2 separate regions of the Homo sapiens genome follow, and region 2 is linked to region 1. Evidence: read pairs that join two places in POLR2A ChIA-PET (ENCODE). Cell type or tissue: K562. All regions are shown on one strand. Each heading gives the region's core, and the rest is flanking DNA. Links, peaks and the distances in the headings are about the cores only. Region 1 has its middle 34 kb from the start of DISP3. Region 2 overlaps MTOR (mechanistic target of rapamycin kinase).

What was found. Peaks named below come from ENCODE experiments on the same cell type or tissue, not always from the same donor. Only the 100,000 strongest peaks of a DNase experiment are listed, where the experiment ranks them.
Region 2: POLR2A ChIA-PET joins it to region 1 with 5 read pairs; 2 of 35 experiments call an interaction of 5 or more read pairs at or near these places.

What each region holds. Positions count from the first base shown.
Region 1 is chr1:11,442,593-11,446,977 of GRCh38, forward strand. No RefSeq gene overlaps it. Among named protein-coding and RNA genes, the nearest start is that of DISP3, 34 kb to the right of the region's middle. In K562, for the core only: no CTCF peak of the experiment used is centred there; no DNase peak of the experiment used is centred there; H3K27me3 peaks cover 2,396 bases.
Region 2 is chr1:11,124,867-11,129,251 of GRCh38, forward strand. It overlaps MTOR (mechanistic target of rapamycin kinase), which reads right to left. Exons shown (of 58, transcript NM_004958.4): 41 at 3,989-4,085; 42 at 3,588-3,686; 43 at 3,138-3,260; 44 at 2,758-2,940; 45 at 2,144-2,278; 46 at 1,756-1,930. Among named protein-coding and RNA genes, the nearest start is that of MTOR-AS1, 17 kb to the right of the region's middle. In K562, for the core only: no CTCF peak of the experiment used is centred there; a DNase peak (open chromatin) is centred at 1,835.

The sequences.
Region 1 (4,385 bases), core at 194-4,193:
GAGGAATCTGGAATGAGACACGTGGCAGTTCTGAGCCATGGCCTAAGGGTCCTCACACTACTATGTCTTGGGGACCCTCTGAAAGGTCCTGGACAAATGGCAGGGAGGCCGTGGACAGGAGCCCCGACATTTCCTTCTCCTGGCCAGAGATTTGCCACTGCTTCTGCTCCCCACAAACCTTGCACAAAGAAGCACCATTGCCTATACTGCGATGGATATGGCATGCTGCCTGCCCTCAGGAGCTTCCAGTCTCATTTGTTAAGCAGAAGTAACAGTGGCCGGGGACAGCAGATGATAGGTGTGAGCTGAGTGGTGCCCACAGGAATGGCCTAGGCTGCTGGAGGGATGAACTTGCTTTTTGCTCTGGTTGCATAAGGTGGTACAAGAGTTTGGCTGAGCCCTGAGTGGGGAGTGAGAAAAAGGGAGAGGTGGAGGGAGGGGGCTCTCAGTGGGAAGAATGGCAAAGGCAAGATTTGGAGGTTAGGGAATTCATGCTGTGCTCTAGGGCCAATGAGTCCCACATCCATTCATCCTATCCAACCACCCAGCTATCCAGTCCTAATCTACCCAAACCAACACACCAACCCCTTTACCCAACCACCTTCCCACATACCACCCAACCCACCCATCCAAGCCACCAGCCTAACCCAACCCCACATCTGTCATCAACCCACCAGCTCACCTCACCAGCATGAGCCAGCTCTTCCACCCACCACCCAACCCACCAGCCCAGGGGAAGAGCATGAACTCCGGGGTAGATGGCTGGGGTTCAATTCTTGACTCTGTCACTTTCTGCTGTGGAGTCTTAGGCAACTTTCTTAACATTTCTGTGTCTCAGAGTTGTTGTCTTTGAAATGAGGGTGATGATCATATGTGAGTTATTGTAAGGAGCTGATGGCATCTTGGGCCAACGCACAGCATCCCAGGCACAGCATCTGGGAGGTAGCGAGTACTCACTCTACAGTCGCACTTGCTGTGTAGCTTGATGTGATTTATTTCAAAGCTGGTGGGGCCCATTAGGGAGGGGAGCACTGGGGCTGAAGCTGAGCTGGAGAAAGTTAAGCCATAGGGAACTTTAAAAAGGTTAAGCAGAAGGATCAGATGCCTGGGCTGGGGGCCCACCAGGCCATTTGTCTGGGCCCAAATCTGGTAGCGGGGAGATGGATACCTGGAGGCTCTCCCATCATCCCACCCCTCCTGGTGGGCCTCCTTGGGAAGCTGGGCATCCGGCGTTTGTCAGCCAGGAACTCATTCTCATATCTAAACCTCTCCCTTGTATCTAAACATTTTGCTGATGGGCACAGCCCCAGCCAACCAGCCTGGGCAGGGCAGCGGGGAGCAGCCCCGCTCAAGTCTGTAGATCTTTCTTCCCTCTCTGAGACCCCAGCTGGCCCAACCCTCTTCCACCCCATATCCCATCAGGCTCCTGCAGAAGGAAAGGAAGGTTTCCTGCAGCCCATATCCAGCCAGAAGCCTCCAGTGGCTCCCATCTAGCTGCCTCAAGAAATGCTTTTGATCATCTAAATCCAGGTTGTATTAATTCAACAAATCCCTTAAATTCCCAGAGATTTTCTCTGATGTCTAAAGGAGGTCCCTTCCCCGGCTCCTTGGGCGTCTTCCTCTGAGGCTTCCCAGCATCCTCCTGGCTCTGCAGCCACTCAGGCCAAGGAAGGTCGGTGACTGGAGAGAAGCTTCCCTGGGGTAGGAACCAGGCAGCCATGGCTGCCCGGTTTGGGGGTTATAGTGCCCACCCCACAGCTCTTGGACGGGTGGGGGCTGACCCTGTGGGTTATTAGCCCCAGGCTGCCTGGCTGGCAGAGCTATTACAAGGCACAGTGCAATTTCATGCCCTGTTTCCTCCTTCCTTGGTCTGCAGTTTCTGCTCTATTTGTCCAAAATGAACAGAGATGAAGTGGAATGAATTACAGTCTCTCCTTCTCCTCTCTGCTGTCTTCCTTCCCTTCCTCTCTCTGCCTCCTTGGTACTCCCAGCCAGTCCCTCGGCCCCCGCTCCCTCTCCTCTGCTCAATCTTCTTTTCCTCATGCTCCCTCCCTCCTGGATCGGTTAAAATCCGTGACTCTGCCCCGCACTCTCCCACTCACTCATGGAACCACTCAGCAAACATTCACTGAGCCACACATCAGGGTCCCTGCCATCCCCTTTGCCATCCCACCTGCCTGGGCAGAGGGCTGCCTGGGCCCACGTCAGGCCATGAGGGTGCTGATGTCTCCAGGAGCCCCCATATGCCCCACTGACTCCCCTGGAAGGTGGGGGTGACACTCTCTCTAGCTCTGAGTGCCGCATCCCTATGTCAACTCTGATAGTCATGGCTGGACAGCTGGCCCTAGGGTACCCTAGGTATGCCAGGGTCACTGCCAGCCAAATCCTGGCCTCCAATGCTAACCACCAGTCAGGGGCTAGCGCTGGCCCCCAACCACAGCCTCTCAAGCCCTTGGAGTAGATACATCTGGGGGTTGGCCCAGCCCAGCCCGTCCTCTCTGCGAACTGTGCCGTCACCTGAGTGCTAAGTCCCTCAGGAGGGTGTGCTTTGCCCGGCCTCGGAGGTGAGCCAGATCAGGAGTGTGTGTACCAGTCCAGGCAGGCCCCACAGCCTCCTTACAGAGGTGGGCAGTCAGGCCCCGGGAGGTTCTGCTCTGTCTCTGAAGGGCAGACTGGGGTGAACTGGGGTGCAGTGCAAAGCTGAGACTTTGGTGACCTCATCTGACTCTCAGCTTGGGACAAAGGGCAGGCTAGTGGGTGGAGAGAAGGCACAAAACCGAGTGGGCAAGGGGTCAGAGGAGAGGGATGCTCTGCGAGCTGAGGGGCAGGAGAGCACAAGACAGAGAGGGAGGGAGACAGAGAGTCAGAGAGACAGACAGAGACAGAGAGTCAGAGACAGAGAGAGAGTCAAAGAGTCAGAGATAGAGAGTCAGAGAGACAGAGACAGAGAGACAGAGAGTCAGAGACAGAGAGAGAGTCAGAGACAGAGAGACAGAGAGTCAGAGATAGACACGGAGTCAGAGAGACAGAGAGTCAGAGAGACAGAGACAGAGAGTCAGGGGGACAGAGATAAGAGACAGAGGGTCAGAGAGACAGAGTCAGAGATAGAGACAGACAGAGAGACAGAGACAGAGAGACAGAGAGTCAGAGACAGAGAGACAGAGTCAGAGAGAGACAGAGAGACAGAGAGTCAGAGAGGCAGAGACAGAGAGAGACATAGAGACTGACAGACAGAAGGAGCATGAGGGCCCAGTGACGGGGACCGGGAGAGACAGGCTGACAGCACAGAGAGATTCACATAAAAGGCAGAACTACAGAACTGGGGACAAGGGGTGGGTGGGTTCGTCCTGCTGTTCTGCCGTTCAGCCCCCACCCCCTACCTCCACTCCTGCCCTTGGTCCCATGAGGCACCTTTAAAACTGCCTAATAAATTCTCCTTTTGCACAGGTGGGCACAGGTGGGTTTCTGTCCCTGGCAACCACAGGTATCTTGCTGTGAACCTGATTCCTTTGAGCCTGTATGGGGCACGCAGCACAGCCCCTGCTCCTGGGACCCCTCCTGTCCTCTTGTCCCGAGCTCCTCTCTCCACCACCTCTCACACTCTCTCTGTCACCCCCACCCCAGCTCAGCCTCTCCTCCGCTACCCTGGTATTTCTTGGGTTCGCACGACGCCTTTATTCTTCTGACTTGAGCTAAGCAGATCCTGTCCGGCATGTGCTGAGCACCTGCACCATGCTGAATGCTGGGCCTGGGGTTTAATTCATTCCTTCCAGCACCTCTGTGATGCTGGCACCATTTCTGTCACTTACAGATTAGGAAAACAGGCTCAGAAAAGTTAACTTGCCTGAGCTCATACAGCTGGCAAAAGGAGAAGCAGAGATTTGCTTCCTGTTCTCACTCTAACTCCAGAGCTTTTCTCTGCTGCACTCAAACCCCTTCCATAGATGGCACATTGTGTTGGACCCCACAGAGCCCCTTTCTTAGGAGAGTGTTGGGTGACCTTCCATCTGAGTGGCCTCAGCCCTGGGTGAAGTGGTCAAGCAGATGCATTTGTCCAGATGAGCAGTTTAGGCAGCCACAGGACCTTTCCAGGGTCACCCAACAGCTGCCCCCATCCAAGGGCCATGGCTCTCACACTTCATGGAGGTAGGGAGGCTTTGGCATGATGGCAGTGGTGGTAGCAAGTTAGGGGCAGAATAACCCTTGAAAATGCCCGCAAGACTCAAGACTCCTCACCCCGCCCCTCTCTCCAGGTGGCCTCTGGTGGGGAGGCTCCATTTCTGGAGCCTTTTTGGTGTTGGCCAAGATCCATGCCAAGGAGGTTAGTAATGGGCAGGACAGGGGAATATAGGTGCCACTCCTCCCCCAGGCATGCCCCTTCTCCT
Region 2 (4,385 bases), core at 127-4,126, 320 kb before region 1:
CCAGGAACGGTTAGGCATGGAAATGATCATTCCTGTTTTCCGACCCACTCTGTCCTCCTCTGTTCTGAGAAGCCTGACTCCTACAAGCCGCATCACCTGGGATCCCACTTGGGCGTGGCCAATGGTGGAAGGGTACTGGCAGGAGGTCAGAGGATGGGTAGAGGGAGAGGTCAGGGTATGTGTCCCCCATCACCAGCCTGGCCCCAGTTCTAGAAGCTACCACTCTCTCTGGACTGTAGACTCTGCTAGATGGCCTCTCTGGCATGGTGACGGTTCTAGCTGGGCTCCTTGCTCTTTCAGTTCTGGAGTGTGGGGGTGGGTGAGGGCTGAGTAACAATTTCTCACTTGTGCTTGTTCATGAGCGCTCCTTGTTGATTCTCTTAGCTTTGCTTACACCTCTGGAAACAATTCCTTTCTTAAACTCTCTTTAATTAAACACCCCAAGAACCAGCCTGACCCACATTTTGTATCAGAAGACAACAGCTCATGCAGAGATAATCACCTGTGGACCATGATTAATTGGTGTTGGTGAATAATCACTGCATTTAAGAAACATTGAGCATTATTAAGAGCGAGAGGTGAGGCTGGGCGCGGTGGCTCACACCTGTAATCCTAACATTGTGGGAGGCCAAGCTGGGCGGATCACCTCAGGTCGGGAGTTTGAGACCAGCCTGGCCAACGTGGTGAAATCCCATCTCTACTAAAAATATAAAAATTAGCTGATTGTGTGGCATGCGCCTGTAATCTCAGCTATTAGGGAGGCTGAGGCACGAGAATCGCTTGAACTCAGGAGGTGGGGTTGCAGTGAGCCGAGAGCACACCACCTCACTCCAGCCTGGGCAACAGAGTGAGACTCTGTCTTGGGGAAAAAAAAAAAAAAAAGAGCAAGAGGTGGCTGGGCGCAGTGGTTCACACCTGTAATCCCAGCACTTTGGAAGGCTGAGACAGGCTGATCACTTGAGGTCAGAGTTCGAGACCAGCCTGGCCAACATGGTGAAACCCCAACTCTATTAAAAATACAAAAATTAGCTAGGTGTGGTGGTGCGTGCCTGTAATCCCAGCTACGCGGGAGGCTGAGACAGGAGAATTGCTTGAACCTGGGAGGTGGAGGTTGCAGTGAGCCAAGATTGCGCCATTATACTCCAGCCTGGGCAACAAGAGCAAAACTCTGGCTCAAAAAAAAAAAAAAAAAAAAAAAAAGCGAGAGGCCTCAAAGTGCCACCACAGCACTCAGGCCTCACTAAAACATCCCCCATAAGTAACACTCTACCCCAAGGGAAATTCCAGAGCCCACTTGCTTAACAAATCTCACTGTGAGAATCCACTTGTTCATTTTACACAATCATTTACCACAGAGACTATGATGGTAAAAAAAAAAAGAAAAAAATTTCAAGAGCCAGAAGCCCCCGTTTCAGAGGAGCTAGCACCTTCCCTGCTTGCACCCAGCTGCCTCCTCCCTGGCCTCATCAGTCTCCAACACCTGCCTTCCACTGTTACTTCTCTGCCTTGCATGCCTTTGTCATTCCCTTTATGTGTGATCATGCTTCACATAAGCCCAACTACATGAATGAACTAAGTCCTGAGGACATAATGAGAAATTTGCTTGCCCTCTATTTTCCTCTCAATGAGCATGGGAGAGATGTAGCTATGATAGGTGAGTAGTGGGAATGGCAAGCAGTAATTTCAGAAGAGGGAAGGGGTCTCAGCCAGTGTAGGAGGGAGAAGTGGGTGACAGAAGTGCACAATGGTCCTTACCCATAAGTGTCAATTTCCGGGGCCTCTGCTTGGATGTGATGACTTGCAAAGACGGTGCTATGGACTGAATGCGAATGATTGGCTGGTTGGGGTCATATGTTCCTGGCACAGCCAATTCAAGGTCCCGGCACATCAGAAGTTTTGGGGAAACATATTGCAGCTCTAAGGATGTGAGCTGTAAATAATTACCAAAGGATTTAGTGTTCTGCCTCCAGGGAAGAATTTAAACGCAATTTAAGTATTTTTCAGTGGATTGCTAATAACAATTACTTGTCCCAAAGCAGAAGTAAAACCAGATGCTTTGGAATGAGTGTTAGAACATTCATAGACAGTAAAACAGAAAGGACTATAATGACAGTTAACCCTGCCAGGAGCCTGAAGATCCTACCTGAGGCAGCTGCTTTGAGATTCGTCGGAACACATGATAATAGAGGTCCCAGGCTTGGGTGAGGTCCTTGACATTCCCTGATTTCATGTACTTCCTGCACCACTCTTGGGCCTCCATTAAATCTCGACCATAGGCCTGAGAGAGAAAGCAGGCACGTTTTCAAGTTATCAAAGTCTCAACCAACCCAGGAGGCAAAATCCCCAGGCTGACTGCAGATATTCCTCAGGAGCCCGCTGTGGCCTGAAAACACTGGCAGGGGGCTGGAGAAAGCAAGAGCATAGGTGCAGGCCTCCAACCCTGGAGCTTCCAAACCAGCAGCATGGCTTATAGGGAAGGAAGGGTGAGAGGAGAGACGAGATGACCTCTTGAGAAATCTTGGGCTTTTCCAGTTAAAATTCAGAAGGGTCCCTGTAACTAATTTCTGATGTTTTATGCTCTGTGACCTCCATCAGAGCTCGTTTTATTAAAGTCAGTGGAAAGGCCAGAGGAAAAGAAATCTGACAAAGGCCTTGGGTCACGTCCTTTCATTCTATAAAAACTTTTCTCATTTCATTTTTTTTTAGTGGCAGAATATTTCTACAGGGTTATGTCCTTTCGTGTTTTTTACCCCATACCTGATTAAAGGATGTTTCCTTCAGAGTCTGGGGGCCCCGTTCCATCATAGCATGCAAGGGCTCCAGCACCTCAAACATGCCTTTCACGTTCCTTTCCCCAAAGTACAAACGAGATGCCTCTTCCAGGCCTTCATGCCACATCTCATGCCAGAGGATGGCCACTCGGATCAGCTCCTCGCTCACCTGAAGCCAAGAGAAGAAGGAGAGAAGCATCAAGAATCAGCTAACCTCAGAAAGGTCTGTTTTGGAGACACAGGAGGTACTATTTCCAGCAGTCAGAGGAAGTGCACAGCACCAATGCGAGGAAGAAAAACAATCCCACTTGCGCCCACCAGCTAAGGGACCAGGGTCTATGAAGCCCCACAGTGGCTCCGACCCACCATCATGGCCTGCTGGACCAGGGTGTTGCTGTGCTCACACATGTTCTTCAGAATCTTGTTGGCTGCATTGTGCCGGGCTGTCGTGGTAGACTTAGAAGCCACTGTCAGTGGGTAGATGAGGGCCTGAGGGAAAAACAGAAGAAACATCTATAAAGGAAATGTGGGTTGGGGAAGAGCTGGTATGAATTTTAAGGAGAATAACAAAACAAGTGGTGAGTGTGACATTAACATCTGCTTGAGACTACCAGGAAGGGGCTCAGTCTTCGAGGGAACGCTTTCTTTTTAGCAAGGCTCCCGGGCCCTCTGGGACGGCTGGCTGGACAGACCCTCCTGGGCCAGGATGGAACACATGGCTCCCAGTTCCTGCGCTTGTGTCGCCAGGGCAGCTTTTGGAAAGGCTGACCACCAAACCAGTGGTTAGATGAGAAACTGCCCAGAGTCTCCACATACCTGGGGGTGGTACCGACCAATGTCTGTGAGAAGCTGGTGAATGAGACGTCCCACCAAGGGTCTGGGCGTATCAATTCTTGCAATGAGCTGAGGTATAACCTGGTATTCAAAAAGACACAGTATGTAGCATATGAGACTTGAAACAACTAGTTATTCTTCTAGGCAAAGATCAATTCTTTTAACTTGTTTCGGTTGATGCTCTGAAATGGTTCATTCCCTTCCCTTTAGTTTCTAAAAGAAAATAAAGAAAATATGGACACTTGACACTGGGACCGAGCCCTACTTCCTTAGCACTGTATTAACACACACTGCCTTGTGACACTGAACACAGCATGCTTGTAAGAGGAGACACACAGAAGAGAGACTTGGAGCCACCTTCACCTGTAACCAAGTATCCTCACCTGTAGCCAGGTATCAATCTGGATGGCTTTCACCCCCTCCACTAAGGCCTCATTGACATCTGGCCAGTGACCATAATCAAACCATAAGGTGAGAACTCTGAAAAAGAAATGAGAAAGTCACAGAAAATTTAGTTTCCCAGTTTTTGCCTGCCTGTTTTTCATCTCTAAGGCTCCTGAGAAGAGAGCTGGCAGGGACTCCAACCAGTAACTCTCAAATGTGTTTGGCCTCCCATGGGAGCAGGTGTCTGTGATGGGTGGCAGTGCTCTTGACTGAACACCGTAAGAGTCACCCTGAGCAAATGAGCATTTCATCCCAGGTCACCGAGGGGTCACCATGGCATGTATGCAAACATCAAACAGACGAGCCAGGATAACCTTTAGAAAGCCACAAGTCTGC